Linked DNA regions of Homo sapiens: all the other regions are linked to region 1. The links are chromatin loops, found by intact Hi-C in ENCODE. Cell type or tissue: K562. All regions are shown on one strand. Links, peaks and the distances in the headings refer to the core of each region. The heading gives the core; the rest is flanking DNA.

The links. Peaks named below come from ENCODE experiments on the same cell type or tissue, not always from the same donor. Only the 100,000 strongest peaks of a DNase experiment are listed, where the experiment ranks them.
Region 2: it touches region 1 in a loop (8-fold over the local background); 34 of 110 quality-filtered maps call a loop at or near these places.
Region 3: a loop joins it to region 1, with 10 times the contacts of the local background. A loop is called at or near these places in 43 of 110 quality-filtered maps.

The regions. Positions count from the first base shown.
Region 1 is chr10:72,358,730-72,368,984 of GRCh38, reverse strand. It overlaps MICU1 (mitochondrial calcium uptake 1), which reads left to right. Exons shown (of 12, transcript NM_001195518.2): 12 at 630-1,645. The coding sequence ends at 790. Among named protein-coding and RNA genes, the nearest start is that of DNAJB12, 8.9 kb to the right of the region's middle. In K562, for the core only: a CTCF peak has its summit at 4,530 (motif pointing left); a DNase peak (open chromatin) is centred at 4,524.
Region 2 is chr10:73,153,947-73,164,288 of GRCh38, reverse strand. ECD (ecdysoneless cell cycle regulator) reads left to right here. Exons shown (of 14, transcript NM_007265.3): 2 at 339-556; 3 at 3,738-3,855; 4 at 7,634-7,721; 5 at 7,836-8,014; 6 at 9,841-10,033. The coding sequence starts at 352. Among named protein-coding and RNA genes, the nearest start is that of ECD, 8.9 kb to the left of the region's middle. In K562, for the core only: a CTCF peak has its summit at 5,040 (motif pointing right); a DNase peak (open chromatin) is centred at 5,028.
Region 3 is chr10:73,056,460-73,066,801 of GRCh38, reverse strand. All of the region lies in intron 5 of P4HA1 (prolyl 4-hydroxylase subunit alpha 1), which reads left to right. Among named protein-coding and RNA genes, the nearest start is that of P4HA1, 35 kb to the left of the region's middle. In K562, for the core only: a CTCF peak has its summit at 5,557; a DNase peak (open chromatin) is centred at 5,561.

The DNA.
Region 1 (10,255 bases), core at 1-8,000:
TCCTTAGTTTACTTCCCATGCACCTGCTTCTTTAGTGTCCAGCAATACCTAACTGCCTACTTGCAGTTCCCTGGCAGCCACGCTGTATCCTGCCTGTACTCATGCTTATGCTGCTTCTCCTCCCTGGAATGCCTCCCTCATCTCCCCTTAACTTGGCCAATTGCTGCTAATCCTGTGAGATTCTACTCAGGAGTCACTTCCAGGAAGCCTTTACTATCTGTATTTGCATTACCCTCAGCCAGGGTGGGAGATTCTTCCTCTGTGCCCCCCATAGCATCCTCCGTTTACCCCACACTGTGGTATAATAATTTGTCTCTCCTACAGCCTGGAAGTATTTCCAGGGACAAAGCACAAAGCTCATTTATCTCCTTGTTCTAAACACCTGGCACAAGACCTGGCATATACTGTATTTTCATTCAACTTTTGTCACACTACACTGAACTGTCACTGAGTTGCAGTTGGAAATATCGAGGAAGGAATAAACTAATGAATTCTAGGATAAGAGAATTGAGTTTGGCTGTGGAGAATGTCTGGGCTTTGAAATCCACTTTGTGTGGACAATGGAATTATATCAGTGGTGTTGTTCCAAGGCCAACACTTATCCCTGTTGTTTTTGCCTCTTCCTCTAGGCAATGGCGAACTGAGCAATAAGGAATTTGTTTCCATCATGAAGCAACGGCTGATGAGAGGCCTGGAAAAGCCCAAAGACATGGGTTTCACTCGCCTCATGCAGGCCATGTGGAAATGTGCACAGGAAACTGCCTGGGACTTCGCTTTACCCAAACAGTAACCCCACACTGCAAGAGGGGACCCCTCCACCCCCAGTACCCTGGACCCCCTCCGCAGAGTCTCGGCAGAGCCCTTTGTGCTGCTGCTTCTGGAAGTAGTCCCCCTTCCTCCCGGGATGACCTCAGGACTCTGTCGGTTTCCCCTCTTTACCCTTCCCCGTCCCCGTGTTCTGCTGGGCTCTGATTCTGCCCAATGAGTATCCCCATAGGTTCTCAAAAACATGAACAAGTCTGTAAAGCTCAGACATTTGTCAGCCTCAACAGCACCACCCATTCAAGCATCCTGTGGATAAAGAATTCAGGGAACCATCCACACACCTGCCAACCCTGGGAAGCATCCAGTTCTCAAATCGTTTTTGCTATGGATTTATACTAACAAGAACATTCCTTGACTTCCCTCCTGCTGGTGTTTTAAAGCCACAAGTAGGGAAGATATCTGGCAGGCAGAAAGAAGTCTGTGATGATAAACAATGATGAGGATGACCTAGGCACCCTACGCTAGTGTGAGAAGCCTGCGCCCCAGGAAGGATCTGTGTTAGTCCCTGGGATGGCTCCAAGGCCTGCTCTAGGAAGGCAGCATGCTCAGTGGGAACACAGCAAGATTCAGAATTTAAAGTAGTTGCTTCATGGCTCTGTGCACTCCCTTTTCTTCCTCGCAGCCTCCCTAAGATGACTCCAGTGTGACCCTGTGCTTAGTGAGCAATAGTGATTGAGCTCATGTTCCCTGCAAGTGCCATTTCCTCTCCAGGATGGGCCTCTAAAGCTGAGGCCTGGCTCAGAGCCTGTTTGCCCTCTGTCTTAAACAATTGTAAATATCACTTAAATTATAACCATTTGCAATAAACATCCCCAAAGTTCCCTGTCTCCTTTATTTTAGGGTCCTCTAGGCCCTTTTCATTTTATGTCCCCACTGGATTTGAGATCTTGCTGGAAGCAGACCTGTTTTCTTTCTACCAGAGTCTGGTTCTTTCTGATGAAGAGCAGCTTTAGGCACAGACAAAAAGTGAGGGCTTTTGGAGGTTAGTGGTGGCATTGTCCCCGCACAGTTTGGTTAGCATTTCATTCTGGGCCAAGGTACACAGTCCTTGCTTATTCATGCCCCACAGTAAAGAACTAAGATGGGGAGTATGTGAGGAATCATCTAGTATGGTGGACCTAAGTTGTGTGGGGTTTTTTGGTTTTGCTTTTGTTTTGAGACAGGGTCTCGCTCTGCAACCCAGGCTGGAATGCAGTGGCGCAATCCTGGCTCACCACAACCTCTGCCTCCCAGGCTCAAGCCATCCTCCCACCTCGGCCTCCTGAGCAGCTGGGACTATAGGTGCACGCGACCACACCTGGCTAATTTTTGTATTTTTTGTAGAGACGAGTTTTGCCACGTTACCCTATGCATTTCACCATAAGGACCTAAGTTTTAAGAACCATAACAACCGGCCTGGCACAGTGGCTCATGCCTGTAATCCCAGCACTTGGGGAGGCTGAGGCTGGCAGATCATGAGGTCAGGAGTTTAAGACCAGCCTGACCAACATGGTAAAACCCTGTCTCTACTAAAAAGCCAGGCATGGTGGCATGTGCCTGTAATCCCAGCTACTCAGGAGGCTGAGGCAGGAGAATCACTTGGACCTGGGAGGCGGAGGTTGCAGTGAGCCAAGATCGCGCCATTGCACTCCAGCCTGGCGACAGAGTGAGACTCTGCCTCAAAAAAAAAAAAAAAAAAAAAAAGAACCATAACAACCAGTGTTGTATGGTGGACCCAATTTTGCCACTAACTCAGTGTGGTCTTGAGCAAGTCATTTCCCACCTGTTTCCTCATCTATAAAATGACAGCTAGGGATGGGCTAAAGGAGCCTTGAGGTTTCTTCCAGGTCCCAAAGCCTCTGCTTCAGCTTTCCTCCAAAATGCCTGCAGCCCCCAGAACCTCCAGGTAGCGCTTCCTGGCATGTCTCCTTGGCACGGCCAACATCATAGAACCACCATACCGAAAACTCGGCCCTTCCTGTGAGGCGGCTGCTCTGAATGTGTTAGTAGGGAGTGCTTGTCAGCCAGAGAAGAACAGAGGCCTGGCTCTGCACCTGTGGCTCCACTGGGAAGGTACTAACCCCAGCATTTACAGAGCAGTTTAAGAACCTCCTTTTTTTTTTTTTTTTTTTTTTTTGAGACAGAGTCTTGCTCACTCTGTTACCAAGGCACGATCTTGACTCACTCACTGCAACCTCTGCCTCCTAAATTCAAGTGATTCTCCTGCCTCGGCCTCCTGAGTAGCTAGGACTACCACTGTGCACCACCACACCCGGCTAACTTTTGTATTTTTAGGAGAGATAGGGTTTCACCATGTTGGCCAAGCTGGTCTCAAAACTCCTGACCTCAAGTGTTCTGCCCACCTCGGCCTCCCAAAGTGCTGGGATTACACGTGTGAGCCACCACACCAGGCCACAACCTCACTTTTAACATCCTTTCTGGGATATCAGATTATCTCTCAAAGGAGTTGGCCACTCTCCTATCTTATCATCTGTCTGCCACCTTTCCCCTCTTGGGGTGTCCCTGGTATCAAAGCAAAGGCTTTGCTCTTCTCATTGCTCCAGGCCTGGGGCATAAGCAAAATGTGAGCTTTTCTTAAATTTGTCCCCGAATCCTAAAATCACTCTTTCCTTTGACCCTCCTTTCTCCAGCCTGAAAGAGGAGTCTCATTCACGGCCTTTGTGGGACATTCATTTCCCTACAAGAGATCTGCTGATTGGCCTGGGCTCGCTAAAGCTGAAAGCTGGAGCATGGCAGGAGAGGGTCAGGATCTCACATGCAACATCTTGAAACCCAGGGTCAAGGGTACCTATCACAGGTACATGGAATTCCAAATGAACTCCACCAGCTCCTAGGAGTGCCTGAGGAAGCAGAGGGTGGTCCAGGTGCTCAAGAAGACATGACAGCCGCACTTTGGCACAATAGGTTAAATGTGCAGGTGAGAGGTACAAGCTAAGACCCAGAAGAGACCAAGGTCCCCCAAGGAAAAAGTCCTCAGGCAAGGTGACATGTGAGCAGCCTGAGACGATTTTAGTAGGCAGAGTTTTTGATGAGCTGGGGAGCATATGGGAACACACAGGGTTGATTTCTGCTTCGGTTTTTATTCAGATTGTTTCTTCTAACCTAGATAGAATAAGCCTCCCCTCCTCCAAGACTCAGCTCATCCAGCATGGTGGCTCACATCTGTAATCCCAGCACTATAGGAGGCCGAGGTGGGAGGATCGCTTGAGCCCAGGAATTTGAGGCGACACAGCAAAACCCCATCTCTACTAAAGATTATAAAAATTGGCCGAGTGTGGTGGCACACACCTGTAGTCCCAGCGGCTGAGGTGGGAGGATCACTTGAACCTGGAGGCAGAAGTTGCAGTGAGCTGAAATCACACCACTGCACTCCAGCTTGGGCGACAGAGTGAGACCCTGTCTCAAAAACAAAGAATGTGAGTACACAATCGTTAAGTGCCCCACCTAGTTTTAGTTCTGGCTAGAGCATATGCTCTATAACCCTGTTGGACTCTTAAGGCAAAGGAGAGGTCCAGGCAATGACTGCATCCAGGCAAGGAAGCAGGCACGGCAGCTTGGGAGCCAGGAGTCAAGCCCCGTGGCGAGGGCATCTGACTGCAAGCCTTAGCACAGCCCAAGCAGGGTTATGTGCTCTCTCAAGAAACGGAACAGGAAGGAGGAGGAGACAGGGTCTGGTTTAGCTTTCAGGCTTCAAGTGCCACCTGCTGGCAAGAAGGCTCCGTGCAAGGGCTCATTGGCCCAGAGCCAGAGAAGGGGAGGCTGCGCGATTCCAGCCTAGACCCAGCCCTACTCCAGAAAATAGGCCTCCCCAGGGACCTGAGTCGCATGGAGTGGAGTGGAATGAACGGCCAGAGACGGATCATAACCATAAAGAGTGACACTGTTGGGAGGCCGAGGTGGGCAAATCACAAGGTCAGGAGATCGGGACCATCCTGGCTAGCACAGATTAGCACAGACTCTACTAAACTCTACTAAAAATACAACAAAAATTTGCCGGGCATGGTGGCACATGCCTGTAATCCCAGCTACTCGGGAGGCTGAGTCAGGAGAATTGCTTGAACCCGGGAGGTGGAGGTTGCAGTGAACCGAGATCACGCCACTGCATTCCAGCCTGGCGACAGAGCAATCTCAAAAAAAGAAAAAAGAGTGATACTAGGGATCTGAATGTAATTGCGCAAAGGAAAAGAGCTATTTATGCCCATGATGTATTGTTTGTTCTCTGTGTCCTAAGAATGGGAATTCTTCCTAGGAATTAAGAAGGTATAATTCACTCTCTTCATTCTACAACTCTACTGATCGCCTACCATGGACCCAAGCACTAAGCAAGGTTTTCAAGGAGTTTGCATTCTAGTGAGGAAAACAGAAAATAAGCCATAAAGTTAAGTACAGGCTGCTACAAGAACACTTAGAAGAGCAGGAGCCAGGCGCAGTGGCTCACACCTATAACCCCAGCACTTTGGGAGGCCAAGGCGGGCAGATCACCTGAGGTCAGGAATTCAAGACCAGCCTGGGCAACACAGTGAGACCCCTGTCTCTAAACAAAAAAAAAAAAAAAAATTAGCCAGGCATGGTGGCACACGCCTGTAGTCCCAGCTACTCAGGAGGCTAAGACAGGAAGATTGCTTGAGCCAAGGAGGTTGAGGCTGCAGTGAGCCAAGATTACACCACTGCACACCAGCCAGGGTGACAGAGCAAGACCCTGTCTCAAAGGCCATCTAATGCAGACTTGGGAGTTCAAGGCAGGCTTGCAGAGGAAGTGGCTTGGTTTTGTTTATTTAAAAAAGTGGACGGGCGCGGTGGCTCACGCCTGTAATCCCAGCACTTTGGGAGGCTGAGGCGGGCAGATCACAAGGTCAAGAGATCGAGACCATCCTGGCCAACATGGTGAAACCCCGTCTGTACTAAAAATTAGCCAGGTATGGTGGCATGCGCCTGTAGTCTCAGCTACTCAGGAGGCTGAGGCAGGAGAAGTGCTTGAACCTGGGAGGCAGAGGTTGCAGTGAGCCAAGATTGTGCCACTGCACTCCAGCCTGGCGACAGAGTGAGACTCCATCTCAAAAAAAAAAAAAAAGTAATAATACTATGAACTTTATACCAATAAATTTGAAATTGATTGTTTCCTAGAAAATATAATTTACCAAAAAAACACAAGGCAACAAAATCTAAACAGACTTAATAAATTGAATCAGTAGTTAGAAATCTACTTACAACAAAAAGTACCAAACCCAGATGGCTTTATATGAGGGAGAAAAAAAAAAAAACGGATCAGATTCTGTAGGGCCCTATAATCCCCAATGAGGAGTTTGGACTTTTATCTTAATGATAATTAGAAGCCACCGAAGGGCTTTAAGCAGGAAAATGACATAATGAGCTTTGATTTTTAAAATGATGGCTTTGCCTGCATCCAGGTTGGCATGTGATCCAGGCTGGAGATTTATAATCAGTTTTAAAATGCTGAAAGCGGCTAGGTTTGGTGGCTCATGTCTGTAATCCCAGCACTTTGGGAGGCTAAGGCGGGCGGATCACCTGAGGTCAGGAGTTCAAAACCAGCCTGGCCAACATAGCGAAACCCCGTCTCTACTAAAAATACAAAAATTAGCCAGGCATCGTGGCGGGAGCCTGTAATCCCAGCTACTTGGGAGGGTGAGACAGAAGAATTGCTTGAACTCGGAAGGCGGAGATTGCAGTGAGCCGAGATTGCGCCACTGCACTCCAGCCTGGGTGACAGAGCGAGACTCCATCTCAAAAAGAAACCCCAAAACCTGGGTTCCTTCAATTTCAAGGTCAACTGACCATGAACACATGAAATATCCAGATCATTTTCCCAACTGTAAAATATTAATACCAGCTCCATCTCTTCCCCCAAGGGAAACTGGAAATAGAAATCATCAAAGTGCAAGGACTTTAACCAAAAAGCCTGTACTTGATGGGATATCCAGGAGACAGACCAGGGTCAGTACAGAGGGCTGTGGTTGGCCTGTGCCCTTATCTCTCCAGTGTCCAGCCTCTGGCTCTCCCTAGGTGTAGAAGGCTTCTCCAGGGAGGAGGAGAGAGCAAGGGACTAAAGTGGGGGTCCAGAGGTGCAGTGGGGGAATATTCACATGTTCATTCAACAAATAATTTATTGAAGCTCAAAGTGAAAATCCAATTACCTATCAGTTATTCAGTCTTGGGTGAATTATTTTCATCATCTTCAATGTGAGGTTTACCTTGGTTGTTTTTTTGTTTACAGTTTTTAATACAGTTTTTAAACAGGTAAACATCCACATAGTTCCAGAATCAAATATTGGGAATCCACCGGTATTTGATTCCAGAATCATCCACTGAGTGCGGAGGCTCATGTCTGTTATCCCAGCATTTCTGGAGATCAAGGAGGAAGGATCGCTTGAGCTCACGAGTTCAAGACCAGCCTGGGCAACATGACAAAACCCCATCTCTACTAAAAATACGAAAAAATAACTGGGCATGGTAGCATGTGCCTGTGATCCCAGCTACTTCGGAGGCTGAGGTGGGAGGATCGCTTGAGCCTGGGGAGGTTGAGGCTTTAGTGAGCCTTGATTGTGCTACTGCACTCCAGCGTGGACAACAGAATGAGACCCTGTCTCAAAAAAAAAGGTGTCTACGTTGAGGTCTCATTCTCAGCCATCCCCACAGCTGCATGGTATTCCATTATATACCATAGCTTAGTCAAAAGGGTAGTTTATTGAGGGAGAGATTTTGGAGCCTGGAGTTGTTTTTTTTTTTTTATAAAGAGGCCTTGCAGGGTCACATTTGGAGGCAGAAAGAGACACTGGGGAGCCAGGGAGTAAAAGAGCAAAGGCCATGAAGTGGGGCATATTCCACGACTTGGCCATTCTTCCTGAAGCCTTAGGAAGGAATCTAGCCCCCTGACTTGCTCAGGGAAGCTCTGGATAAAATATGTGAGGAGAGAAAAACCTGTCTGTGGGATTAACTTATTCTATTCATTTAACAAATATGTATGAGCCTCTATTAGGTATCAGGGCCCTGTGCTCAGACCATGGGGAACACGGGCAAGATCTCCAAATTGGTTTAGCTGGAGACAGAATGTAAGTAAACTTGCAAGCAAAGGCAGTGAAAGTGGGAGTCCATGGAGGGTCTGGGCTTAATAAGTGCTATGGGAGTTCAAAGCAGGGGGAGTTCCTGAAGAAGCCCCTTTCTCAGCCTCAGACCCTGGCTCAGATGTCATCTCCCACAGGAAACCTTCCCAGTGCTACACACATAACTGATAACTGTGTCTTCTGAGCTGCTGGAGTTTACACAGTCCCATTGTCCTTACCATAGTACCCTGTCATTCTTTCCAATCTGTTTCCCTTACTAGACTGTGAGCTCCCTGATGGCAGGTTCTGTCCTTATTCATGGTGCATCTCTGAATCCCTAAATCTCTGCACAGTGCCTGGCTTTCCATGTAGACATATGACCATTAAATTCTCTCTCACACAGAGGAGATAGGGTTTAAGCCAAGCCCTAAAGAATAAATTAGATTTGGACAGATAGGAAAGAATTAAAGCCAACAGGCATATAGATACGAGTGAGGTGAAGCATTGGCTCAGTAAAGATGGGGAAGGTACAATGGGAAATACAAGCATGTTAAAGGCAGATTGTGAATTCTTGGTATCCCCAGAGGAGAGAAATCTAGAGGCTGGTGGTCACCCAATACAAAGGTGGTTTTAGGTCTAGGAGCAAAATGAGGAGATGCTGAGATTCATTGGTAGATTCCTTTTTCCAGTGACTTCTGGATATCTGTGAAGGTGGCAATGAAAAGTTTTGGTTTTTTGTTTTGTTTTGTTTTGTTTTGTTTTGGAGACTGTCTCTTCCATTTGTTGCCGAGGCTTGAAAGCAGTGGTGCCACCTCGGCTCAATGCAACCTCTGCCTCCCAGGTTCAAGCAATTCTCGTGCCTCAGTCTCTCAAGTAGCTGGGATTACAGGGTTGAACCACCATGCCCAGCTAATTTTTGTAGTTTTAGTAGAGACAGTGTTTCACCATGTTGGCCAGGGTGGTCTTGAACTCCTGATCTCAAGTGATTTGCCCACCTTTGCCTCCCAACGTGCTAAGATTACAAGCATAAGCCACGGCGCCCAGGCTTTGTCTCTCTTTTTAAGCCCCATCCACCCACAGATACAATGATCCCAGCTAGTCAGAATGGATGTTTCCAGTTTTTTCCCTTAGATCAAAATCATGACATCTTGATTTCAAAGATCATCAAGGAGAGAGTGTTCCCAAGTCATCCCTAGCATACCAGCTCCAAGACCAGGGACTATAATGTTTAACATGACCTGAGCAAGGCGGGGTGTCTCTCTTTCCTGGCCTTTGGACTGAGAGGGACAAATAAAAAGTCAAATTAGCCTCAGGACCAAAAGCAAGACATCCAGTGTGACTCAGATTTGTAAGAAAGGCAGGGGCTCCTTAGACCAGCCTTCAGGGTCAGTTCATAATCCCTTCTGAAACAGCACAGCCTTTCTGAAAACAAACAGCTTAGGGAGGCCCTGTGTGGCGGCTCACACCTATAATCCCAGCACTTTGGGAGGCTGAGCTGGGCATATTACTGGAAGTTAGGAGTTCGAGACCAGCCTGGCCAACATGGTAAAACCCCTACTTTTTGCATTTTGTTAATCTCCACTTTTTGTATTTTGTGAAAATACAAAAATTATCCAGGCATGGAGATGCATGCCTATAATCTGAGCTACTCAGGAGGCTGAGGCATGAGAATCGCTTGAACCTGGGAGGCAGAGGTTGCAGTGAGCTGAGATCATGCCACTGCACTTCAGTCTGGGCAACAGAGTGAGAATCCATCTCAAAAAAAAAAAAAAAAAAAAAAGCAAAAGGAAACAGTGGCCGGGCACGGTGGCTTATGCTTGTAATCCCAGCAATTTGGGAGGCCGAGGCGGGCAGATCACCTGAGGTCAGGAGTTCCAGACCAGCCTGACCAACAAGGTGAAACCCCATCTCTACTAAAAATACAAAAATTAGCCAGGCTTGGTGGCATGTGGCTGTAGTCCCAGCTACTCGGGAGGCTGAGACAGGAGAATTGCTTGAACCTGGGAGGCAGAGGTTGCAGTGAGCCAAGATCGCGCCACTGCACTCCAGCCTGGGCGATGGAGCAAGACTTTGTCTCAAAAAAAAAAAAAAAGAAAAAGAAAGAAACAGCTTAGGGACCAAGATGAGCAGCAGAGGGGGGCAAGGAGAAGAATGCAAAAATAAGGCATAAAGGGCCCCTACCACAAGCAGCCCGCTTCTCCACATCGTTACTGATCTGGACCCTGCCAATCAAGCCAAAGCACTGACCCACAATTTAAATAGGACTTTGTCATTTTATATGAATTGTAGGAAAAGAGAAGGGCTCACCCGTCAGTAGTTGGCCAGTCACAATCCAGTTCCCTAACACAAGAAAATGACAGACTTTCTTTTCT
Region 2 (10,342 bases), core at 925-8,924, 790 kb before region 1:
CCTCTGCCTCCTAGGTTCAAGTGATTCTCCTGCTTTAGCCTCCCAAGTAGCTAGGATCACAGGTGCATGCCACCACACCCAGCTAATTTTTGTATTTTTAGTATTTTGTATTTTTAGTAGAGACGGGGTTTCACCATGTTGGCCAGGCTGGTCTCAAACTCCTGACCTCCAGTGATCTGCCTGTCTCGGCCTCCCAAAGTGATAGGATTACATGCATGAACCACTGTGCCCGGCCTAACTAAATTTTAGAAAACAGTGTTCATAGAACCATCTAAAAGAGTTCAGATGTTACTTCTGCATTGTTCTATGTGGTTTATATTTTGGAACTTTAAACATAGTTTTCAAAGAAGAATGGAAGAAACCATGAAGCTTGCTACGATGGAAGACACAGTGGAGTACTGCCTGTTCCTGATACCAGATGAGTCAAGGGACTCAGATAAACATAAAGAGATTCTTCAGAAGTACATTGAGAGAATAATCACTCGGTTTGCACCTATGCTGGTCCCCTACATCTGGCAGAATCAGCCTTTCAATCTTAAATATAAACCTGGGAAAGGTAAGGCTCTTTTACTTGTTTGGATTAGTGTGACTTTTAATGTTATCCTGACAACAGTGATGTGTAATAGTCCACGCTTCATTCAGTGTTGCCAGGAAGAGATTAATACACTAAACTTTTTAGATGAGTAATACTTGTCTATATTCAGTTAGCCTTAAAGCTTTTTTTTAAAAAAAATCATATTAATGAAAACTTTCTAAATTTGCCTTAGGAATTAGCATATACTAAACATTATTAAACTCATGGCTATTCTTTTGAACTTTAGTTACTACACTATGCCATAATGTATCTAAGTATCTATACTAAATAGTTTCAGGCATCTGGCTTTAATCATGGTTCCTTTTGCTGTTACTCAGGATTCCTTATTTTGGTGATGTGTTTGGTAGGCTGCCTTGTTTCATATAGCCATTTTGGTGAGGATCTGAGTGGCTCTGCCCAGCTTATAAAGATAAATAATTGGGCTTTATGACTAATATTTGCCACTTACAAGCATTTTGAGGTTTCTTCATTGCTTCCCTGTGTTGTTGGTGCTTGAGATCTGACCTCTGGCAAAATATGGCACTCTGTCCTGTTATGAGAAAAACCCAGGATTAAACTAGGAGGGAGCGGAGAGACCAAAGAATGACTCGGACAGGTCTATCTTGGCAAGTAGATGAGTTTATTAGGACTTACAGACAAGACACTCCTGGGCAGCATCAGGACAGCTCTAGAAATCCACCCCACCTCCCATATTTAAGTTGCTAGTAAGCTAATTTTTTGGCTCTTTGCCTACTGCGTATATGCAATGACACTGTTTTCCTTGGTATGTTCCCAGCTATGCCCTGCAATGTTTGGGTTCTCAGGACCTGCTCCTCTGCTAGGCATGATGGCTTTGGCTTGCCAGCTGGCCTTTGAAGTTTAAGCAGCAGACATATACCCTTAAGTAGTCTGGTGGGGAACTGGTCACATTACAGTTCTATCATTTCTTATAGTTTTATGAAAATAAATCATGGGTAGGTGACCAAGTCTCTCCTTACACAGTGACTTATGTGAGGTCTTATTTGGGATCAGGAGCCTGGCATCTTGTGATACCATCACAAGATATACCCCCCATGTATACATCACAAGTATACATCACTGTGATACTCTCAGTTTAGTGCGTATCTGTTATCTTTTGGCAACAATTGCTACATATCTTACTGTTAATTTTATTGAACTCTTATTCATTGAAATACATATGATATTTATTGGCAAGAACACTGTCACATTGGTGTAGCACATCTAAAACCAACCCTTTATCCATCCTCTAGAAAACCATTTTTACTGTTTTCTTATCTTGTTTAATGGCATTGCCATCCACCCAGTTATCCAAGCTAGTCAGTAATTCAAAATCATAATCAGTTCCTCACTTCACCATGTTCAGTCAGATGCTAAATCCTGAATGCTTCTAAAATATGACCCCTTCTCTACATCTATTTGGCTTCAGTGTAGACCCTCTTTATCTCTACATCTGGAAAACAACAACAGCCTCCTAACTTACCTCTCTGGTTCCTGTCTTTCTAGTTCCTAACACTGTTGCTGGTTATGTTTGTAAAACACAAATTTGATTGTGTCACTCTCCTGCTTAATATCCTTCAGTAGTTCCCATTGCTTCAAGATGAAATTTAAATCAAAGTCTAATATAGACAAAAATAGTTACTTTAATTGGAGTTCTCTAGTTGAAGAAACTTGAGATCTGGGGTGGGGAGAAGAAGAGTTGGTTGGGCTGTTCTTCTACCTATTGTTTGCCATGGCAGCTCTTGAGACACTCTGTAATGCACTTGTTTGACCTTCATTCTGTTAATGTGGGATATTAACTGTACATTGATTTTCGTGTGTTGAACCATCCTTGCATCCCAGGAATAAATCTCGCTTGGTCGTGGTGAATAATCTATTTAATGTGTTGTTGAATTCAGATTGCTGATATTTTGTTAAGGATTTCTGCATTGATACTCATCAGGGATATTGATCTACAGCTTTCTCATATTGTCTTTGTCTGGCTTTGGTATTAGGGTAATGCTGGCCTCAGAAGGAATTTGGGAATTCCCTCCCTTTTATTTTTTTGGAAGATTTTGAGGAGGATTGGTGTCAAATTCTTTAAATGTTTGGAAGAATTCCCCGGTGAAGCCAGCTTTTCTTTGTTAGGAGCTTTTGGATTATTGATTCAATCTCCTTACTAGTTATAGATCTGTTCAGATTTTTGTATTTCTCATGATCCAGTCTTGACAGGTTGTGTTTCTAGGAATTTGTCAATTTCTTATAGGTTATCCAACTTACTGGTATACCATTGTTCATAGAATTCTCTTATCCTTCTTATTTCTATGACATAAGTTGTACTGTCCCCTCTTTCATTTCCGATTTTAGTTATTTGAGTATTTGCTCTTATTCCTGGTTAATCAAGTTAATAGTTTGTCAATCTTTTAAAAAAAACCCAACTCAGCTGTTTTGTTTTTCTATTATTTTTTCTGGTCTCTATATTTCTCTCTGCTGTAATGTTTATTATTTCCTTCCTTATGCTAGGTTTGGGTTTAGTTTTTGTTTTTTTTTTTTGAGGTATAGGTTGTTGATTTGAGATCTTTCACAACTACAAACTTCCTTTTTAGCACTGCTTTCACTGAATTCCTTAAGTTTTGGTATGATGTGCATTCATTTTCATTTGTCCCAAGATATTTTCTAATTTCCCTGTGATTTATTCCAAGAGTGTGTTGTTGTTTAGTTTCCATGTGTTTGTGAATAGTGCACATGTTTGAAAACTTCTGCTCCATCCAAATCTAGCGTCCTGGTATTCCCAGAATACTCTATACATACATACTCTATACATCATGCCTCTGTGCCTTTGCACATACTTTTCCATTTTTCTGGAAAGCTCACCTCTTGTCATTCCTCCAGGCAAGCATAGCACAGATATCCCCTCCTTTATACTCACATAGCCGTTACTGCACACTCCTGTTCTAGAGTTCATTATCTTGTTTTGAGATCATTTGGTTGTCTTGTTTTACCCTGAGCTCCTCAGGAGTAGGCTTCTTCTTCAGGATTGCAACCCCTGCTCCCCAGTACTTAGAGCAATCAGTCAATGAATGTGTATTCAGTTGAATGATTATGTGCATTTTATTTGCAGTAACAAATTTATCTGGTTACATGGTTGCTTTTCTCTTGTTTTTAGGAGGTGTTCCTGCTCATATGTTTGGCGTGACAAAGTTTGGGGATAACATTGAGGATGAATGGTTTATTGTTTATGTAATAAAGCAGATCACAAAGGAATTTCCAGAGTTAGTAGCAAGGTATTGTAGTTATTTTAATTATTCTAAAGGAATTCTATTACTGAAACAAAGTGACTACATTTTTATCTATTTAGTAATTTATTTTTCTCCTGTAGTCTGCTGGAAATTGTACAGATTTTAATAGTATCTGTGCTCTTTTTTTTTTTTTTTGAGACAGTCTTGCTTTGTCACCCAGGCTGGAGTGCAGTGGTGTGATCTTGGCTCACTGCAATCTTCACCTTCCGGGTTCAAGCGATTCTCCTGCCTCAGCCTCCCAAGTAGCTGGGATTACAGGCGTGCACCACCACGCCTGGCTAATTTTGTATTTTTAGTAGAGACAAGGGTTCACCATGTTGGCTAGGCTAGTCTCTGGAGCTCCTGACCTCAGGTGATCCACCCACCTTGGCCTCCCAAAGTGCTGGGAATACAGGCGTAAGCCACCGCGCCCAGCCATATCTGTGTTTTCTTTCTCTTCTCTTGTGGCTTCCTTTTCTTGAGAAAGAATTAAAGTACACGGCCAGGCGCGGTGGCTCACACCTGTAATCCCAGCACTTTGGGAGGCCGAGGCAGGCGGATCATTTGAGGTCAGGAGTTCGAGACCAGCCTCAACATGGAGAAACCCTGTCTCTACTAAAAATACAAAATTAGCCAGGCATGGTGGTACATGCCTGTAATCACAGCTACTCGGGAGGCTGAGGCAGGAGAATTGCTTGAACCTGGGAGGCGGAGGTTGCGGTGAGCCGAGATCGCGCCATTGCACTCCAGCCTGGGCAACAAGAGTGAAACTGTCTCAAAAAAAAAAAAAAAAAAAATTAAAGTACTGTCAAAGAGTTCAACTTCCAAAAGATTTCAAATAAAACCTACTTATTTTAGGTTTTCTTTTTAAAGTTCTAATTATGAAAAAACAAATACATGTGGTAAACAAAATTCAAAAGATACAAAGGTTTCTACTGCTCTTGCTTCCCAGAAGTAATCACCATTAAATTCCTTGTGGATCTTTGAAAAATAAAATTCCATTCATACACATACACACATATTTCACGTATTTTTAAATATGTATTCCTGTACTAGACCATAGCTATATTTTTTGAGAAATCATACACAGAAACAATTTAAAGAGAAGTCAGTGAACACAATTGTATAGGAAGCAAAGTAGGTAACATTACGTTAAAAATGGGACCTGGGTTTTCTGTAATTAACCACGTATTGCCAGCAGAGGGCGTTCCGCCCACTTATATTTTGTCCTAGTTTTCCTAGTCAGCACCCAAATTCTGATCTTTTTTTACCCACTCAACCTCTTTCCCAACAGAACAAAATAGAAGGGAGAAAAAAACCTTTGAAAACTTATTATTTAAATTTTAAACATACATTAAAGTAGAAAGAATGAACCCACATGTTCCCATTATCCAGCTTCAACAATTACCAACTCATGGTCATTATTATTTCATCTGTAGCTGTCATTTGATCCTTAAATATTTCAGGATGTAAATCTAAGCGATAACTCATTTTATTTTTATCTTTAAATAAATTTATTTAAAATTTTTAAATGTTTTAAATTTATTTATTATTTATTTAGTTTTTTAAAGACGGGGTCTTACTATTTTGCCCAGGCGGGACTTGAACTCCTGGGCTCAAGCCATCCTCCTGCCTCAGTCTCCCAAGCAGCTGGTACTACAGGCACATGCCACTGTGCTCTATTTTATTTTATTTTATTTTTTTGAGACAGGCTCTCACTCTCTTGCCCAGACTGGACTGCAGTGGAACAATCTCGGCTCACTGCAACCTCTGCCTCCCGGGCTCAAGCAATTCTCTTACCTCATCCTCCTGAGTAGCTGGGGCTATGGGCGTGCACCACCACACCTGGCTAATTTTTGTATTTTTTGTAGAGACAAGGTTTCACCATGTTGGCCAGGCTGGTCTCAAACTCCTGACCTCAAGTGATCCACCTGCCTCAGCCTCCCAAAGTGCTGGGATTACAGGTGTGAGCCACTGCGCCCAGCCTATTTTTAAAATTGATAAATAAAAATTTTATATATTTATTATGTATAACATGTTGTCTTGAAATACATATATATTGTAGGATGGCTGAATTGAGCTCATAACGTACATTACTTCACATACTTATTTTTTTGTGTGTGGTGCGAACATTTAAAATCTACTGCCTTAGCAAGTTTCAAGAACACAATACATTGTAGGCCTGGGGCGGTGGCTCACATCTGTAATCCCAACGCTTTGGGAAGTCGAAGCGGAAGCATCACATGAGGTCAGAAGTTCGAGACGAGCCTGGCCAACATGGTGAAACCCCATCTCTACTAAAAATACAAAAATTAGCCATGTGTGGTGGCCCATGCCTGTGGTCCCAGCTACTCGGGAGGCTGAGGCAGGAGAATCACTTGAGCCCAGGAGGTAGAGGTTGCAGTGAGTGTGATTGCACCACTACATTCCAGCCTGTGCGACAGAGTGAGACTCTGTCTCAAAAATAAAATAAAATAAAATAAAATAAAATAATAAAAATAGAAGTATAGAGCTAGAACGATATATAACAGTATATAAAATATGCCATGTCTTGTGTAAAAAAGGGAGAAAATACAAGTATATATTTCTATAGTTAGATTATGTGTAAGCAAACTCTAGAAGGATATACAAGAAACAGCAGTGATGCATGTAGGGTTGAGCAGATAGGGACAAAAGTAGGAGGGAGACTTTTTTATTTTGTAACTTTTTTTTTTTTTGAGATGGAGTTTCGCTCTTGTTGCCCAGGCTGGAATGCAATGGTGCGATCTCGGCTCACCGCAACCTCTGCCTCCCAGGTTCAAGCAATTCTCCTACCTCAGCCTCCCGAGTAGCTGGGATTACAGGCATGGGCCACCACGCCTGGCTGATTTTTTTTGTATTTTTAGTAGAGACGGGGTTTCTCCATGTTGGTCAGGCTGGTCTTGAGCTCCTGACCTCAGGTGATCCGCCCACCTCGGCCTCCCAAAGTGCTGGGATTACAGGCGTGAGCCACTGCACCTGGCCATGTAACTTTTAATACATTTTTTTAAAAAATGTAACCATGTGAATGTATAACCTATTTTAAAAAATTAAATTTAAAAAAGTGATACGGGCCGGGCGTGGTGGCTCACACCTGTAATCCTAGCACTTTGGGAGGCTGAGGTGAGCGGATCACTTGAGGTCAGGAGTTCGAGACCAGCCTGGGCAACATGGCGAAACCCTGTCTCTACTAAAAATACAAAAATTAGCTGGGCATGATGGCGGGCACTTGTAATCCCAACTACTCAGGAGGCTGAGGCAGGATAATTGCCTGAAAACAAGAGGTGGAGGTTGCAGTGAGCCGAGATCATACCACTGCACTCTAGCCTGAGTGACAGAGCGAGACTCCGTCTCCAAAATAAAAAAAAAAAAAGTGATGCAAATGAGGCAGAAATAATTATCTTTTCAGGCCCAAATAACACCTCCTACATGAAGGCTTTTCTAATCTCAGCTATGTGTTTCTTTTTTTTCTTTTGGAACCCTATAGTACTTTCGTATATTTTCATATTTTTGTCTAATATTTCTTTATGTAAATTGCTTATCTTCTCTCCTTATCATATCTACCTTCAACTCCTCCTTACAATCTTACAGTCTCCTTCAGTGCTTAATGTTATCTTAAATATTTTGCTTTCTTATAGCCATCTGCACATAGTACATACTCAAATATTTACTAAGATGAAGAGGAAAATGTATTAGAATGAAACTGTTTTGGTTACTAGCAGATATATGCTTTTTGAATGCAAAATTGGAAATTTTCTTGCATTAGGATTGAAGACAATGATGGTGAATTCTTGTTAATAGAAGCTGCTGACTTTCTCCCTAAATGGCTGGATCCTGAAAATAGCACCAATAGGGTAAGTATACCCAAGTTTAGAAAATTTATAGAGATGAAATCATGCTGCATTACATTCATATGTACCTGCAGTTTGCCAGTGCCCACTGTGAAAATTGAAATGTACCGTTTGCAGGTATTTTTCTGCCATGGGGAATTGTGTATTATCCCTGCACCAAGAAAATCTGGAGCAGAATCTTGGTTACCCACCACACCCCCAACAATTCCACAAGCATTGAATATAATCACAGCACATTCAGAAAAAATACTTGCTTCAGAATCTATACGAGCTGCTGTGAATAGGCGCATCAGAGGGTAAGAAAAATATCACTTTCATTGCTAATTAAGGAACCTTTTGGTTTCGTGTAGTTCAGTCTTTCTTTGATTTTTGTTTGTTTTCCTTAAAGCTCTGTTGGAGTTGATCAGTCTTTCTTTGACTATAAAATACCTTTCACCTAGATTAATGCTAATTTTCATTTTGTCTTCATTCCTCTTTATGAAATAGACTAGTAAATTAAACTTACAGATTTTAAAATCAGGAAACAGATACATCTTTAAATTCCCATTCAGAAGTGTTACAATCTTGTCCCAATATTTTTGCATTTATTTACCTTAGATATTGTGGCTAAGTATTAGCTATATCCATGGGTAAAAAATTTGAGACCTTTAAAAATAGAAACTTCATGGGCCTGGAGCGATGGCTCACACCTGTAATCCCAGCACTTTGGGAGGCTGAGCAGGGGGCGGATCATGAGGTCAGGAGTTCAAGACCAGCCTGGCCAACATAGTGAAATCCCATCTCTACTAAAAATACAAAAACAAAATAGCAGGGCGTGGTGGCAGGTGCCTGTAATCTCAGCTACTTTGGAGGCTGAGGCAAGGAGAATCGCTTGAACCCGGGAGGCGGAGGTTGCAGTGAGCTGAGATCACGCCACTGCACTCCAGCCTGGGCGACAGTAGGAAACTCCATCTCAAAAAAAAAAAAAAAAAAAAAAGTAGAAACCTAATGGAGCACAAACAAGGTGCTCAGGTTTTTTCTGTTGTTCTGGGTCTGTATATGGGATTCTTTGACCTATGTCAGAATTCAGTTTCTGAATAAAACTTTAGCTTTTATTCAGAAAAGAAAGGTCTTAGCCTAATTACATATTCGTTCATCCATTCAAATTTGGGTGCCTATTAAATATTAAGCACCATTCAGGTATTAACAATATTAAAAATATTTTTGGCCGGGCGCGGTGGCTCACGCCTGTAATCCCAGCACTTTGGGAGGCCAGGGCGGGTGGATCACAAGGTCAAGAGATCGAGACCATCCTGACCAACATGGTGAAACCCCGTCTCTACTGAAAATACAAAAAATTAGCCGGGCGTGGTGGCAGGCCCCTGTAGTCCCAGCTGCTTGGGAGACTGAGCGCAGGAAAATCACTTGAACCTGGGAGGTGGAGGTTGCAGGGAGGTGGAGGTTACAGTGAGCCGAGGTTGCACCACTGCACTCCAGCCTGGCGACAGAGCGAGACTCCGTCTCAAAAATAATAATAAATAAAAAATAAAAATCTCTTTTAGCTTCAGCATACTTTGTACCATTCTTTTAGAAGAATAAACTCTGATTTTATCTTTATTCCAAAGTATAATAGGTATTTTTGTTTTGTTTTGTTTTTGAGATGGAGTTTTGCTCTTGTCGCCCAGGCTGGAGTGCAGTGGCGTGATCTCGGCTCACTGCAACCTCTGCCTCCCGGGTTCAAGCGATTCTCCTATGTCAGCCTCCCGAGTAGCTGGGACTACAGGCGTATGCCACCACGCCCAGCTAATTTTTTGTATTTTTAGTAGAGATGGGGTTTTACCGTGTTAGCCAGGATGGCCTCAATCTCCTGACCTCGTGATCCACCCGCCTCAGCCTCCCAAAGTTGTTTTGTTTTTATAGAGCTACAATAATCCCTTTTCTTTATTTTCCATTTCTTCCTACTTTTTTCTTTCCCTCTCTCGTATATTCTTAAGTGTATATACAGTATCTTTTTTCATCTCTCTTGTCACTCTCTACGTACTGCTCTTGATGAACAAAGAGATGTCAAAAAGAATGTGAATGGTATAAGAATTATAGGTATTTATATACTGTAAAATGAAAGTAATTATGTTACCTGTCCCAGGTACCCAGAAAAAATTCAGGCCTCACTTCATCGAGCACACTGCTTCCTTCCAGCTGGCATTGTGGCAGTGCTAAAGCAGCGCCCCAGATTGGTGGCTGCAGCAGTCCAGGCATTTTACCTACGAGACCCTATTGACCTGCGAGCTTGTCGTGTTTTCAAGACATTCTTGCCTGAAACACGAATAATGACATCGGTGAGATTTCTATCTTGGTCATTTAGTTTCTCTTACTGGAAACCGAGTTGAAACATTATTATTTTTTTCTTTTTACATTTCTCAGTGCTCAGTGAATGAAACATTATTTTAATTGTTCTCTAGAAAAAAAAGGAAATATTCTGTTTCTTCATAGCATGTTAATATAGATTGAATATTCCTTATCTGAAATGCTTGGGACTAGAAGTATTTCAGATTTCAGATTTATTTGGATTTTGGAATATTTGCATTAAACTTACTACTTGAGCATCCCAAATCTGAAAATTCTGAAATCTCAAAACTTTGAGCATA
Region 3 (10,342 bases), core at 916-8,915, 700 kb before region 1:
GCCAGGTGCTTATAAAACCATCCTATCTCATGAGAACTCACTGTCACAAGAACAGCATGGGGGAACTGCCCCCATGATGCAGTTATCTCCACCTTGTCCCGCCCTTGATAGGTGGGGATTATTAAAATTCAAGGTGATATTTGGGTGTGAACACAGAGCCAAACCATATCACGGGAGGATCACTTGAGCCCAGGAGTTCAAGGCTGCAGTGAGCTGTGATCACGCCACTACACTCCAACCTGGGCAACAGAGTGAGACCCCTATCTCAAAAAACAAAAAGCAAAAAAGAAAACATCCCACCTCAGCCTCCCAAATGTGTGGTGGTGGGTAATAAATGTTATTTAGATTACTATATGTGTTTTGTTTAAAAAATGATTATATTCCCATCAAAATGGTCCTGAATATTATTTAACCCTGATTTCACTGTGTTTAGTCTTAGGGGCAATATTCATTCTTTCTCAGGTGCTTTTTATCTCCTTGTTGACTTTTTTCCTCTTTTATCACAGTTTTGGGCTAGTTCTTATTGACTTTTCTTTCAGGCAAATTCCTTATAAGTAGAATAACTGAAATTTCCTAATCACATTATACCCTATAAGTGGTAAAAATAATAGCATGAATACTAGCATAAGAGTTTTTAGGCTCCCCCAACCCAGATTATTTTCTGTTGTTAATAGTCAAATATCACAAATGTGTTCGAAGGCTTCTTGTGCACCTTCCCTTGTTTAGAGGTAATGACTATTCTGAACTTGGTGCGTATCCTGTCATCTTTTTATACTTTATCATATATATTTTCCATTGTATTGTGTTTTTAAATTTTATGTCAATAGTACATCATACTCTATGTATCTTTCTACAACCTTTTTTTAACCTAATATTTTCAGTAAATTTATCTGTGTTGATCAGATTCATCTAACTGCTAATGTGGTATTGTATAACATTATTTATTCATTCTTCTGTGGATGGATGTACATTTAGATTTTGTCCAATTTTTTGCTTTATCAAATGAAGTTTGATACATCTTTGTTGATTTCTTTTTGTGGCCATGTACTCACGTGCAAGGCTTTCTCTTAGGGTATAAGAAATCATAGGGTATTTGGTTTTTCATCATACTTACCAGATGTGGCCAGATTGCTTTCCAGAGCATGTATTTATACTGTCACCAGCATTGTATGAGAGTTCCCATTTCTTCATATCCTTGCCAGCTCTTGGTTTTGTCAGACTTTAAAAATTTTAGCAATCTGGGTGTGAAATGGTGGGGGTGAGGGAGGAAGGATGCATGTATTTTAAATTTTCTTCAAACAAAAAAGTCAGAGAAATGCTTAGTGAATTTATATTGATGCCACATCACTCCTTGATTAGTTTCATCTGTTTCTTTTGCCTCTTTGGGCCTATCTTTTGAAATGCTTTGTTGGTATTTTAATGAAAAATCTGATAGGTTACATGCATTTTGACATCAGTGTTGTCCTTATAGTTCTTAAGGACTTCCTTCAGTTTTCAGATTGTTTGTTCCCAACCCTGATTTGTTGAATAGATCCATATCTGCCAAAGATATCATGCTTTTTTTTAAGCTGTGATTTTTTTTAGGGGGTGGGGGTCAGTAATAGAAAATGTCATATGTACAAAATTCAATTTGCTTCATGTGGAAGTTGAATGTTCACCCTTCTGGTCACTTGCATCACTGTCTTGGTAAGTTAATAAGGTAACTATAGCAAACAGTAGATTCTCCAGACATCTCTGGAGCTCACTCAGCTATCAGTGTACCACACTGCCTCAGAGGTGGGACATTAACTTCTAAGTGTGTGCATTTTAAACATAATTATCCCTTACAAATTAAGTTTTGATCCATTAAGTGTTCTTGTGAAGTGCAAGAATTTTTGGATTACGTGTCTCTCTCAGTTTAACGGATGATGTCTCTCTCAGTTTAACGGATGAACCATAAAAATCGATTTCTTTTTCTTTTTTGACATGGAGTCTCACTCTGTTACCCAGGCTGGAGTGCAGTGGCGCAGCTCGGCTCACTGCAACCTCTGCCTCCTGGGTTCAAGCGATTCTCTTGCCTCAGCCTCCCAAGTAGCTGGGATTACAGGTGCCCACCACCATGTCCAGCTAATTTTGTTATTTTTAGTAGAGATGAGGTTTCACCGTGTCAGCCAGGCTGGTTTTCAGCTCTTGACCTCAAGTGTTCCGTCCACCTCAGCCTCCCGAACTGCTGGAATTAAAGGCATGAGCCACTATGTCTAGCTAAAAATGTATTTCTAAATAATGTTTTTCCTATAGTGCCTATGATATTATAGTTTATTTTCTTTATTTTCTTTATTTTTTTGAGACAGGATCTCACTCTGCTATCAACCCAGGCTGGAGTGCAGTGGCACAATCACAGCTCACTACAGCCTCAACCTCCCAAGCTAAGGTGATCCTCCTACCTCAGTCTCCCAAGTAGCCAGGACTACAGGCATGTGCCACCACAAGCAGCTAATTTTTGTATTTTTTGTAGAGACAGGGTTTTGCCATGTTATCCAGGCTGGTTTCGAACTCCTGAGCTCAAGCAATCCACCCCCCCGCACCCCGCAGCCTCCCAAAGTGGTGGGGTTACAGGCAAGAGCCACTGTACCTGGCCTGATATTATAGTTTCTATTGTGACAATAAATTAAAAGACTCTTTAGTGTTAGTTTACTTTCAATTTGGTTTATTATATTCAATTTGGTATGTTCATGTCAGTCATCCATGCCTCTTCCTTTGAACCAAAGGAATTTACAACTTATTCTTGTTTCTCATCAAACTCGGTTTGCTTTTTATATGAAGCTTTTTACAGTCTTTTTCTGCCCATACCACTTTCCTTATTTCATTTTCTTCTTTGTTTTCTTGCCTACTTTTTCTTCTCATGTTCTCTACTTTGGAAACAGCCTTCCTTTTCAAATGCTGCATTACTTTTGATTTATTTTAAAATCAGATTCCCAGGCAGTCTGCCTTTAATATTGTTAATAGATCAGTAAGTAAGACAAGCAGAAATACTTTACCAAAGCAGAATAGCTAAAAATCTTCTACTATCTCTGCCATGCATGTTCAAATAATGTTGCCAGAATATCAAGTCATGTAAAAAAAATTATTGGTGCTATCTGCGTGGATTAATGGCATACTGTCATCTTATGTGTTTTGCATGTCCCTAAGAGAAACATTTATAATTGCTGCATTATGAGCTCATCTTCTCAGTTTACTAGTTCTCGTAACCGAAAAAATAATAGCATTGTCAAAATTTAATATGCATCTTTAGTTTCTGGAACTAACTCATGTTAAACTATTAAGAAGTTAGTTTCTTAGCATCTGCTGTTGTTGGACTATGTCCATCCAAAATTTAGGTGGTGAAACTTCATGGCCAGTGTGATGGTATTAAGAGGTGGGGCCTACAGGAATGGGATTTAAGGCCCTTATGAAAGAGGCTTTATGCAGCCACTAGCTCTCTTGCCCTTCAGCCTTCACCATGTGAGGACATAGCATTCTTCCCCTCTGGAGGATGCAGCAACAAGGTGCCATCTTGGAAGTGGAGAGCAGCCCTCACTAGACAATTGAACCCGCTGGTGCTTTGAATCTTGGACTACCCAGCCTCTAGAACTGTGAGAAAATAAATTTGTTTTTTTATAAATTATCCAGTCCTTGGTATTTTGTTATGGGAGCATAAATGCACTAAGATAGTATCCTTTCCTAGAGTGGAAGGCGGGATAGAGAATTATTTAAGGGAAAAACATCAAAACGTGGGTCTTCATCTTCATTTTAGGAGTATACTGATAATCAGTTACTGCCTGTAAGTGACTAATGGGGCCAGAAAAAAAAAGTGAATGGAGATGATTGTATGATTTGAATATTTGATTATATTGGGTCATGTGATCCTCCAGTGCATACACCTCCAAGCTTGGACTCTGTTTGATACTGGAATTCAACAGCTCATTGTCAGACCAGGGCATGCTTTTCTGTAGTCTGCAAATGTCTGATCACTAGCAAAACGTGCCCATAACTTTACTTCCTTTTGATTTATTTCTCATAAATGCCTTTTCTGTTAGCATCTTTTTAAAAACATATGTGACCACCATTGGATAGGTTATAGCTAAGTCCGGTTCTGGGCATTTTAGTGACTCTTTGAAGTGTATTCAATCAAAATTTATTAAAGAAACCACTGTTGTGTTTGTTTCTCTACCAGTTTTCTTTGTGATGTTATCGGACACTTAATAAATATATACAGTTTTATGTGTTTTATCAGAGAAAATGTAGGCTAGTCTGTCTTTGACCAGTAGTTTCTGGTCAAATACAATATTATACTAGTATAATATTGACTTAGTCTCAGAACTGTATATTCTGAGAGAAATGTTGTTGGAGAAGTCATATTTTCTTGTGTAGGCTTGTTGTTGTTTTTTCACATACCTGTCATTTTTTTTTTATAGTGTCAGAAAGGGAACTATGTGATTTTCTGTGTAACAGCATAAAAAGAGCCCTGTAGGACATGACTTTCTCCTTTTTCCATTATTTATAAAATTTCTTTTATTATGGAAAATATCAAATGTCACACATACACAAAAATAAAGGTAATAACATAATGAACCTATGCCATCACCAAGCTCCAGACGTTTTAAACATTTTGTCATTCTTGGTTTATCTACTCCTTCCACCCTTTCTTTCTGTCATTTTTGTTGGAGTATTTTAAGAGCAAATCCTAGACATCATGTCATTTTATCCATAAATAATTCAACATGCATATCTAACTGATCAGGTCTTTATTAAAATTTATTTTTTTGAGGCAAGATTTCACTCTATCAGCCAGGCTGGAGTGCATTGGCATGATCATAGCTCACTGCAGCCTTGAACTTTTGGACTCAAGCCATCCTGCTGCCTTAGCCTCCTGAACAGCTGGGACTATAGGTGCGTGCCACCACACCTGGCTGATTTTTAAATTTTTTGCAGAGATGTGCTATTGCTGTGTTGCCCAGTCTGGTCTTGAATTCCTGGCCTCAAGTAGGTCTTTGTAATTTATTTTTAATTTTTTTTTAGAGACAGGGTCTCACTTTATTGCTCAGGCTAGAGTGCAGTGGTACCATTATAGCTCACTGCAGCCTTGAACTCTTGGGCTCAAGTGTTCCTCCTGCCTTAGCCTCCCAAGTAGCTGGGACTATAGGTATAAGTCACCTGCGCCCAGCTGGTCTTTTTAAAAAAGTAACATAACCACTTACTATCTCCCTGCTTAACAAATCGACAGTATTTCCTTAATATAATTTAATACCCAGTCAATATTATTTCTCTGGTGATCTCAAAGTTGTTGTTTTACAGTTGTATTTTTTTAAATTATGTCTGTTAAGTCCCTTTTATTCCCTTTTCCTTTTTTTTCTTTCTCTTTATGACATTGGTTAGCTGGGGAAACCTAGTCATATGTTATGTGGAATGTTCCACATTCTGGAGTTGACTACTTTGGTGGTTAACATGTTCCTTTAATGCCTATGTTTCCTACACACTGGTTAGAGCTTGTGGCTTGATTAGATTCGAGTTAAATTTTAAAATTAACTCCATAGGTGGCGCTATGAACTTTCTTTTGAACTGCGTGAACCAACACCTAATGTCCTGTCCCACTTTTTATGATGCTGATTGATGAGTGAGGTTCAGGTGATGAGAGCCTGATCCCTCCATATAAAGTTCTCCTTAAGTTTTATCTACTGGTTTTGGCAGCCTTTGATGATCATTGCCTAGAACCACTATTTCATTAGGGGTTACAAAATGATGATTTTTTTCATTCCATTATTCCTTTTACTTTTATTAACTGGAATTCTATAAACAGGAACATCCTTCATGAACCATTTGGTTACCCTGAACTATATATAGGAAAGGCAGGGTAAGTCTATAATTAGTCTTCTTTATCAGTTTTCAGAGTAATGAGTTGGTGTCCTAACCATTTTTAGTAGTGATCTGTAATTTTCATGACATATCATGAATATGGATATTATTATTTTTTTTTTGTATTTCAGCCTATTCAGTATTACTTTGATCTCAGATTATCCCATTTTAGGCCAGTGGGGAGCATCTTTAGATAGGCTTGTTTTTTTGAATTGACTGTGTTATTATTCTTTGATAGAGAGGAAACTTCCTTGCTTTCTGGCACAGTTTTTTTTCCAGGTTTCTATTCCAGAGTAGGAACTAGGCATTTCTTCAATGAGCCTTGGCCCTTCTTTTTCCCCCCTTAAGAGATAGGTTCTTGCCATGTTGCTCAGGCTGGAGTGCAGTGGCTATTCACAGATGCGATCATGGTGCACTACAGCCTGGAACTCCTGGGCTCAAGTGATCTTCCTGCTTCAGCCTTCTGAGTAGCTGGGACTACAGGTTTTCCACTCCTTGCCTGGCAAGGCTTGATTGCTTTGAACAGGGATGACATTTAAGCAGCAGAGTCTAGCTAGGTTCTAGGGGTGATTATTGCTATATAGTTTGTCATAAACAGAGACAGGAAATATGTAAGTTCATATTGTTCAAATTGAAAACCACAGGGTTTATATTTATATCTCTTTTCTTCTGAAAATTTGGTTCCTAAGGATATTAACATGATTATTCTTTTATTCATACTATTAACTCATACTATTTTATTCATACTATTAATAACATTAAGACTACTGAATACAGGTTTTTTTGTACTTTATATCCTTAAAATATATCACTCTAGATATGATCAGTCAAAATCTTGTTTTAAAGACATCTGAGGTAATTCATTTCTCTTTGTGGCTATGCCCTTAACATGTTATACAGTTGAGTTCATTTATTTCATTTCCTCAGATTTTTAGGGATTGTCCTCGTTTTTTCTTTTGATTCATTGTTTTCATTTGTTTGTTTTAGAAACAATATCTTGTTCTGTTGCCCGGCCTGGAGTGCAGTGGCATGATCATAGCTCAGTGCAGCCTTGAACTCCTGGGCTCAAGGGATCCTCCTGTCACAGCCTCCCAAATAGTTAGGCCTACAGGCATGCAAGTACCACCATACCTGGCTATTTTTTTTTATTTTTTATTTTATTTATTTTTATTTTATTATTATTTTTTTCAGATGGAGTCTTGCTCTGTCGCCCAGGCTGGAGTGCAGTGGCGTGATCTCAGCTCACTGCAAGCTCTGCCTCCCGGGTTCACGCCATTCTCCTGTCTCAGCCTCCTGAGTAGCTGGCACTATAGGCGCCCGCCACCATGCCCGGCTAATTTTTTGTATTTTTAGTAGAGATGGGGTTTCACCATGTTAGCCAGGTTGGTCTCGATCTCCTGACCTCATGATCCACCTGCCTTGGCCTCCCAAAGTGCTGGGATTACAGGCGTGAGCCACTGCGCCCAGCCTTTTTTTTTTTTTTTTTTTTTTTTTTTTTTTTTTTTTAAATATATTGTCTCATTATTTTGCCCGGGGTTGTCTTGAACTCCCTGGCTCAGGAGATCTTCCTGCCTTGGCCTCCCGAAGTGTCAGGATTACAGGCTCTAGCCGCCATGCCCAGCCAATTTATTGTTTTTAATTATGTAAAACTTTTAAATTCTTTGACAGTCCAAACTAGACTAATAAGGTACATTAATAGAAGTCTCACTTTCATTCTTATACTTTTCAACCTATTCCCTTCCTTTTTCTATGTGACCATTTTGTTAGTTTTACTATTTCCAGTTTTTTAAAATACAAGCAAATATATATCTACTCCTATATTCTCTCAACATAAACACAAAAGATAGCGTACTGGCTGGGCGTGGTGGCTCACACCTGTAATCCCAGCACTCTGAGAGGCCAAGGTGGGTGGATCACCTGAGGTCAGGAGTTTGAGACCAGCCTGGCCAATATGGTGAAACACCATCCCTACTAAAAATACAAAAATTAGCTGAGCGTGGTGGTGGGCACCTGTAATCCCAGCTACTCAGGAGGGTGAGGCACGAGAATTTCTTGAACCCGGCGGGGCACGGAGGTTGCAGTGAGCCATCGCACCACTGCATTTTTAGCCTGGGCAACAGAGTGAGACTTCGTCTCAAAAAAAAAAAAAAAAAAAAGCATACTATAAATACTGTTATGTACTTTGGTGCTTTAATTTATTGATATACCCCAGTCATTACTTCATGTATAGAAATCCTCATTTCTTTTTATAGCTACGTGTTATTACTCTATTTTGTGGAGGTTCTACAGTTTTTTTTACTTATTGTCAGTAGAGGATGATTTATTGGGAAACTTAGAGATGGAAGCATGGTCTTGGGCAGTAGCAAGACAGGTAGATCTCTGCACCGTTAGTCCCCAGACCCATGACTTAAGTGTCATAGGGAAAGGATGTACATGCTCTGTAGGGACAAAGGCAAGCTCCAGAACAGGCAAGAATGCTATGCGTGTCATAGCCTGTAATTTTTGTGATAACATCAAGGTTGCTTTGCTCTAAAGGCAGGATTTATAGTGGGTACATGTTCCTACACTAAGGACAGCAAGTAAAGTAGAAATCAGCAGGCATTCGTGGGACTGAGGTTAATCAAAAGTGAACATGGTAGATTAGCATGCAAGATGGAGTCACTGTTGTCTTCACACCCATCAGTTTCTACTTTTTTCATCCCATTTCTTAATAACCATCTAAAGATTGCCACCCTGCTAGAGCGCGTCCCATGACCATCCCCTTTCTTTTTTCCCTTAGTTTCACCCCTATCAATGTTGTCTTTATTCACCTTTTTTTTTTTTTTTTTTTTTTTTTTTTTCTGGACGGAGTCTTGCTCTGTCACCCAGACTGGAGTGCAGTGGTGCAATCTTGGCCCACTGCAACCTCGCTTCCCGGGTTCAAGCGATTCTCGTGCCTCAGCCTCCCCAGTAGTTGGAATTACAGGCGTGTGCTACCATGCCCGGCTAATTTTTTGTATTTTTAGTAAAGACGGCCTTTCGCCATGTTGCCCAGGCTGGTCTCGATCTCCTGAGCTCAAGTAGTCCGTCTGCCTCCCAAAGTGCTCAAATTACCGGTGTGAGCCACTGTGCCCAGCCCTTTTCTTTAATTTAGACTGGCATTTATGTATACCATTTTCATTTTTCATCATTCTTTATTGTACCTCAGACTTTCCTTTTGGAATTTTCCTCCTTGAAACACATTGTTAAGAAGCCCTCAAATGTGCTTTGTTTGGCTTGGAATTCTTTGTTTCCTGAATCTGAACTTCCATGCATTTTAATTTTGGAAATTTTTCTACCATTATCTCTTTAAATACTATCTTATCTATATTCTTTCTGTTCTCTTCTTCTAGAATTCCAAGTAGACAGACTTTAGTTTTTTTGTCTTTGTGTGTGTTTTGTTTTTGTTTTTGTTTTTTTTAAGAGATGGAGTCTCGCTCCGTCGCCCAGGCTGGAGTGCAGTAGCGCCATCTTGGCTTACTGTAAGCTCTACCTCCCAGGTTCATGCCATTCTCCTGCCTCAGCTTCCCAAGTAGCTGGGACTACAAGCACCCACCACCACGCCCGGCTAATTTTTTGTATTTTTAGTAGAGACGGGGTTTCACCATGTTAGCCAGGATGATCGCGATCTCCTGACCTCATGATCTGCCTGCTTCGGCCTCCCAAAGTGCTGGGATTACAGGCGTGAGCCACCGCGCCCGGCCTTGTCTTTGTGTTTTAACTAGCATTTCATGTTTTTATCTCTCTCTACTGCATTCTGGGTAGTTTATGCCATGATAATTTATTCAGCTCTCTCTGCTGGATTTATTATTTTCTTTTTAGTTGTGTTTAATCTATTTTTTTTTTTTTTTTCGAGACAGCGTCTTGCTCTGTCACTCAGGCTGGAGTGCAGTGGCGTGATCTTGGCTCACTGCAAGCTCTGTCTCCTGGGTTCACACCATTCTCCTGCCACAGCCTCCTGAGTAGCTGGGACTACAGGCATCCGCCACCACGCCCGGCGAAGTTTTTGTATTTTTAGTAGAGACAGGCTTTCACCGTGTTAGCCAGGATGGTCTCAATCTCCTGACCTCATGATCCGCCTGCCTCAGCCTCCCAAACTGCTGGGATTACAGGCGTGAGCCACGCACTCGGCCTTAATCTACATTTTAACCAGCCTAATGAGTTTTGAACTGTCGTTGGTTATCTTTATGATTTTTGGAAGGTCTTTTGTTTTTCCCATTCCAATATGCCTGCTCTTTGTTGGGGTATTTTTTATTTTTATTTATTAATTTATTTATTTTTTGATGGAGTTTCATTGTTGTTGCCCAGGCTGGACCGCAATGGCGTGATCTTGGCTCACTGCTACCTCTGCCTCTCAGGTTCAAGTGATTCTCCTGCCTCAGCCTCCTGAGTAGCTGGGATTACAGGCACCCGCCACCATGCCTGGCTGATTTTTATATTTTTAGTAGAGACA